Linked DNA regions of Homo sapiens: region 1 is linked to region 2. A link is a loop called in an ENCODE intact Hi-C map of the cell type or tissue named here. Cell type or tissue: sigmoid colon. All regions are shown on one strand. Links, peaks and the distances in the headings refer to the core of each region. The heading gives the core; the rest is flanking DNA.

The links. Peaks named below come from ENCODE experiments on the same cell type or tissue, not always from the same donor. Only the 100,000 strongest peaks of a DNase experiment are listed, where the experiment ranks them.
Region 1: a loop joins it to region 2, with 4 times the contacts of the local background. A loop is called at or near these places in 9 of 110 quality-filtered maps.

The regions. Positions count from the first base shown.
Region 1 is chr12:47,376,161-47,379,084 of GRCh38, forward strand. No RefSeq gene overlaps it. Among named protein-coding and RNA genes, the nearest start is that of MIR4494, 13 kb to the left of the region's middle. In sigmoid colon, for the core only: no CTCF peak of the experiment used is centred there; DNase peaks (open chromatin) are centred at 1,531 and 2,266; H3K27ac peaks cover 1,186 bases.
Region 2 is chr12:47,086,554-47,089,477 of GRCh38, forward strand. The region is part of intron 1 of PCED1B (PC-esterase domain containing 1B); the gene reads left to right. Among named protein-coding and RNA genes, the nearest start is that of AMIGO2, 8.1 kb to the left of the region's middle. In sigmoid colon, for the core only: no CTCF peak of the experiment used is centred there; a DNase peak (open chromatin) is centred at 1,738; H3K27ac peaks cover 390 bases.

The sequences.
Region 1 (2,924 bases), core at 105-2,604, 290 kb after region 2:
ACCATCTCATACCAGTGAGAACGCTATTAATAAAAAGCTATTAATACAAGTAAAAATATCAAATGTCATCAAGGCTGCAGAAAAAAGGGAATGCTTATACAGTGTTGGTGGGAATGTAAATTAGTTCAGCCCCTGTTTGGAGATTTCTCAAAGGACTAAAGACAGAACTATCATCTGACCCAGCAATCCTATTACTAGGTATATACCCAAAAGAAAATAAATTGTTCTGCCAAAAAGGCACATGCACTTGTATGTTCATTACAGCACTATTCACAATAACAAAGACATGGAATGAACCTAGGTGCCCAGCAACGGTGCATTGGATAAAGGAAATGTGGTACACATACATCATAGAATACTATGCAGCCATAAAAAGAGCGAAATAATATCCTTTGCAGCGACATGGATGCAGCTGGAGGCCATTACCCTAAGCAAATTTACTCAGGAACTGGAAACTAAAAGCCACGTTTTCTTATTTATAAGTGAGAGCTAAACGTTGGGTAATCGTGGACATAAAAGTGGCAACAATAGACACTGGGGACTATTAGAGTGGGGAGGAAGGGAGACGGGCAAGGGTTGATAAACTATTGGGTACTATGCTGACTACCTGGGTGACAGGATCAATCATACCCCAAACCTCAGCATCAGGCAATATTTCCAGGTACCAAACCTGCACATGTACCCCCTGAATCTAAAATAGAAGTCAAAATTATAAAAATAAAAGAAAAAAGAAGTATTATCCCCTCCACTTTGGTCCCCTGAACCCTCTGAGAATAAGAAAATTAGTTTCTTTGTGGAGGAACGGCATGGTTCCTCGGTTCCTTCCCATTTTGGTAGTTAATTGTGATTCCCCACTAGTATAAAGGATTCTGGAAGGCTGCCATCTTATGCAGACTTACAGAAAAAGTGGCAGAAGGAGTCTGACTGGCTGGCCCAGGATTCATGTTCACAAGTAGACTGAGCAGCCCTTGTGCTTTGCGATCATTCTGGCCATCAAACTCCATGGCCCCATATTCGTGTCACTTGCCCAAGGTCCTTCCGTCCAAATGGCCAAACCCACCTGATGTTGACATGATATACAGTTTGCAAAGTGTTTCCCGTAATATTTTGTTTGCACCCCAACCTTGTAAGGGATTATTAACTATTCTATTTACAGCTGGAAAAAAATGAATAATTTTTGAAATCTGACATTGAAGAAACCCTAGAAGTTAGCCCAACTCAATCCCTTATTTTCTCAGATGATGACATTGAGACCCTGAAAAGTTAAGTGCCTTGTTCAAAATCACAGTGACAGTAATGACAACAAGGGTGTCTTGATCAGATATGGTACTGAGCACTCAGAGTATGTCGTCTCATTTTGTTCTCACAACCATCTTACAAAGTAGGACATGTTGAAAATAAGATAAGCAAACTGAGAGGGCTGAGTCAAGGCCAGGTTTTCTGATGCAAGTTCAGTGCAGCTTCACTCCTCACAGCTACGCCAGGTTGGCCCCTCTCCACTCCTGACGTCAGGGCCATCTGAGGGGAGGACATGGCTGTCAGCTGGGAAGAGTGAAATGGGCAAAGACTGCGTCACGGCTGGAAGGGATCGTGGCAAGGGCACAGGCAGCAGGAAAGCTGGTGAGTCACCAGAAAGTCTGGCTAAGGATGAGACTGAGATCAGTTCAACAAAACAGCCAAAACGATCACAGCAGCATCTCTCTCTGACCACCCAGATTACTTTCAGCAGCAGCACAGTATGAGCAAGGCTGAGCTCCAGGGAGAGCCAGGGAACAAGCCAGAAATTTTTATCAGGATTTCTTTTTCACACGAACTCCTCAGACTCTAAATCCAGCCCTTTAAACTGGTGAAGCAAAGGTCCAAGAGAAAATTTGCTGATTATATGAATTTTCACCAGCAGTAAATCAGTGGTTCTCTACTAGGATAACTGCGCCCCCAGGGGACATTTGACAATGTCTAGAGACAATTTTCGTTGGAGGGTTGGGAGAGCGCTACTGGTAAATAATGGAGAAAGGCCACAGATGTGGCTAAATATCCTTCAATGCATGGGACGGCCCCTTTCAACAAAGAATTATCCCACCCAAAAATGTTCATAGTGTCGAGGCTGAGAAACTTTGGTGCAAATGAAGCTGAGCTGCGTATAAACATAACTTCAGTTGCACAATAAACACCCCAGCTTTCAGAGAAATAGTCAACTAGGTCAAAGGGCACTGGAGTGGGGACTGCAAGGCCTGATTTCTAGTTCTAACTTGATGACAAGTTTGGAACTTTGGGTGTCTTTTTCTTCCTAGAACTAGAGCAGCCATGTGATGCGGCCAGAGCCTTCCTGGGGTTGGCTAGTGGCATATAGGAAACAGCAGGGCTACTCTACCTTTGCAAAACATTCTTAAGTTATGATTAACCCAAGCATCTCAGTGTTGATGGACCACCTTTGTTTTAGTAGGGCCTCAGCACTTTTTTCCTCCAATTAAAAAGGTAATCCATATCATTATAGAAACTTAAGAAAATACAGAATAACACAAACAGAAGAAAAAAAGTATCTTATAATCCCATCTCTTAGAAAGGAGTCTTATTCTGAAGGTCTCCAGATACTGACCTTCATTTTCAATATTTTGAAGAGGAAGGGGAGAAGAGAGAGTCACTGTCCTCCTCCTTTTGTTGTTGTTTTTGTTTTCTTTTTCACTTCTTTATAGTACAAGCGAGCTTTACCAATTAGTCAAAAGTGGAGTTCAAAGAGTTTTAACTGTAGCTACTTGTGTTTGTACTAATGTTTTAACTTTTTAAAAAAGTTAAAGTTGTTGATTGTGGTAAAATACAAATAACATAAAACTTACCACCTTAACCATTTTTGACTGTACAGTTCAGTAGTGTTGTGAGTCAATCTCCAGAACCTTTTCATTTTCCAAAACAAATACTCTGAACTC
Region 2 (2,924 bases), core at 237-2,736:
CTTTTTAAATACTTTAACATTCTCAGCTTTAGGAATAAAATAAGCAGATGAAAATTAGCTTTAAAAAACTCAGTGTGTCAAAACTATGCATCTAGAATTATCGTTATCTCTTGAGATTTTGGTCATAAATGGCAGGTGCTCTAGTTTTTATTTTGCTCATTGTTAGCCTGAAGAGGTCATCTGATTGAATTCTTAAACGCTATTATATCCCTCAAAACTGGGGTTAATTTTGCCTCTCTGATAAATATGGATAATATTTAACAAACCCAGTTTAGAGAACTATATGAAGCATTCAGAGTCCTATTTTATGCCCTTTAAAAAATTGGATTTCCTGTAGCAGTAACTAATTTATCATAGCTTTATAAAGGGAATCTAATTATTCAAAGTAATATCTAATTTGAAGCAGCCATTATTCACCAACCAACGTTAACACTAAACAAAATAAAATTGAGAGAGAAAAGAATCAGCTCTCTCCATTATACAGTCAGCACTATTGCAAATACTTATTCAATTACTTTCAGCAAACACAAGGCCCTCTGTGGTGGCTGCTCCATGGGTAATTTGCTCTGGAACTCTGACCTTTCAGTTTGTGACAGTGAAAAGAAACATCACATTAATATAGGAGAAGATAGAAGGACCTCTCGAAAGACCCAAGAAAGTGGTCTTGATAATAATACCTACCACTTATTATATTCTCACCATATACCAGGCTTCTCATTTAATTCTTATAAAGGGCTTCAGAGATGGGCATTAGCATCCCCATTTTCTAATGAGGGCCATGGGGCTTTGTTGGTTTATATAACCTGCCCAATATTAGTGGTAGAAGCAGATTTCTCACAGAAATCTGCCTTGCTCTGGATTGATGCTTAACAATTAGTTCTAATGCTTCCCATTTAGGGAGTAGCAAGGTCAGCCATAATTTAAATTCCATTCAGCAAATATTGTTAGTCCTGGCTACACTCCCAGAGCCGTGATATGGTTGCTCTCCTCTAGGAATTTGTAGTATTATTAGAAATAATTATAGGATATAAGGTGGTATAGAATTCAATTCCAAATTGGATAAAACCATGAGCCAAAGTATTTGCAACAGAAAATATATACTTGGGGCATTCAAAAATTCCAAATATTCCAATTCAGAATTTTAGATCTTACTCATTTTGTTGGAAAAGTATCTGATTCAACAAAGTAAATTGTATGCAAATAAAAATATAATCTGGGGAAAACCATTAAACGGTCAGAGATGAAAATTTTCTCTTAGAATTAAGAGTACTAACATGAATCCCTATTGGTCATCTTATCTGTGGCACTCGCAATAAAGAATTATAAGCAAGGAAAGTAGTGTCTCTCTCCTGCACATACCAAGGAACTGAAACACCTTCTAATTAAATGCCAAATAGAGTATTGAATAAAGAATCAAATCCCTGGATTTTGTTCCAGAACATCCATTTATTAACTATATAACTCTAGGTAAATGACTCAACCTTTTGGATTCTCAGCTTCCCCTTTGTAAGATGGAAACGCAGTACTAATATGTGCACTGTTTAATTTCACAAAGTTGACTGAGATGAAACATGTAAAAAGTGCTTTGGTGAACTATAAAGCTGTAAAAGAGTACTTGCCTTATTGCCCTTGTGCCTTGGATGTGGTCTGACGCAGCACAGATGTTTAACAAATGTTTGCTGAACCTAATGGCTAGGTTTATGTGCAAAATAAACAGAGCTGGAGAGGTGTCTCAACACAATGATGTTTGTACTAATTATGTGGCTCCCCCGAGCCTGGCTGTACCAGAGTCCAGCAGGTCCTCATTTCACTCAGCTCTGCCTTACTCTCCATGGTGCTCTCTCTCAGCTGCTGCAGACTGGAATGAGTCCACTGGTCTGCATGCCTAGGCTTCTCAAAACCCCTGGGGACTCGAAGGTGGCATGTTGTGGGGAGCAACCTCAGTGACCTTTAGTAGAGAGTGAGGGTCAGCAATCTCAAAACACACTGGAGAGTACCCAAAGGGGTTCTGAACTGCATGGAAAGCAAAATAAATAAAAAATAATAATAATCACTTTCTCCAGAGAGCAGTTTTGACATGCTGCTACTTGCCTCTTGCATTGTGATAAAAATACGTGGTAGGAAATCAATGTAGGTTTCCTTGGCAGCTGTTGTATAGAAGAGGTCAGGTGCAAATCTGAACAAGTTGCTGAAGGATGAGTCTGCTCACAGGCGTTTCCTACTTCATGGAAACAGCCAGATGATAGAAAACATGCTTAACATGACGATTGTTCATATTTATCTCAAAGTAAAATTTTCCATTCACTCAATATTTATTAGAACTACTGGATGCCTAAATTCCTTTTGTCTCAATTTCCTTTCCTGGGAAGGCTCTAAGAACCTTGGCTCCTTGGCTGTATTTTTAGAAACAGAATATGCATTGCCACAGTGAACATTAATATGTTTGTTTGTAGGGGTACCTGGGTGCAAGATAGGCAATAGGGTCTTCAGACAGGGCCGTCTTTATAACATTGACTTAGCCCAGCTTGACAGGTCCAGAAACTTGATATTTTTGGTGTCCCAGGGCTAATTTTACACATGGAGAGGGACTTAAAATATAAACCAAAAGGCCAGGCGTGGTGGCTCACGCCTGTAATCCCAGCACTTTGGGAGGCCAAGGCAGGCGGATCATGAGGTCAGGAGATCGAGACCATCCTGGCTAACACGGTGAAACCGATCTCTACTAAAAATATGAAAACAAAAAATTAACAGGGCGTGGTGACGGGCACCTGTAGTCCCAGCTACTTGGGAGGCTGAGGCAGAAGAATGGCATGAACCCGGGTGGCGGGGCTTGCAGTGAGCTGAGATCATGCCACTGAACTCCAGCCTGGGTGACAGAGCAAGACTCCATCTCAAAAAAAAAAAATACATATATATATATATAT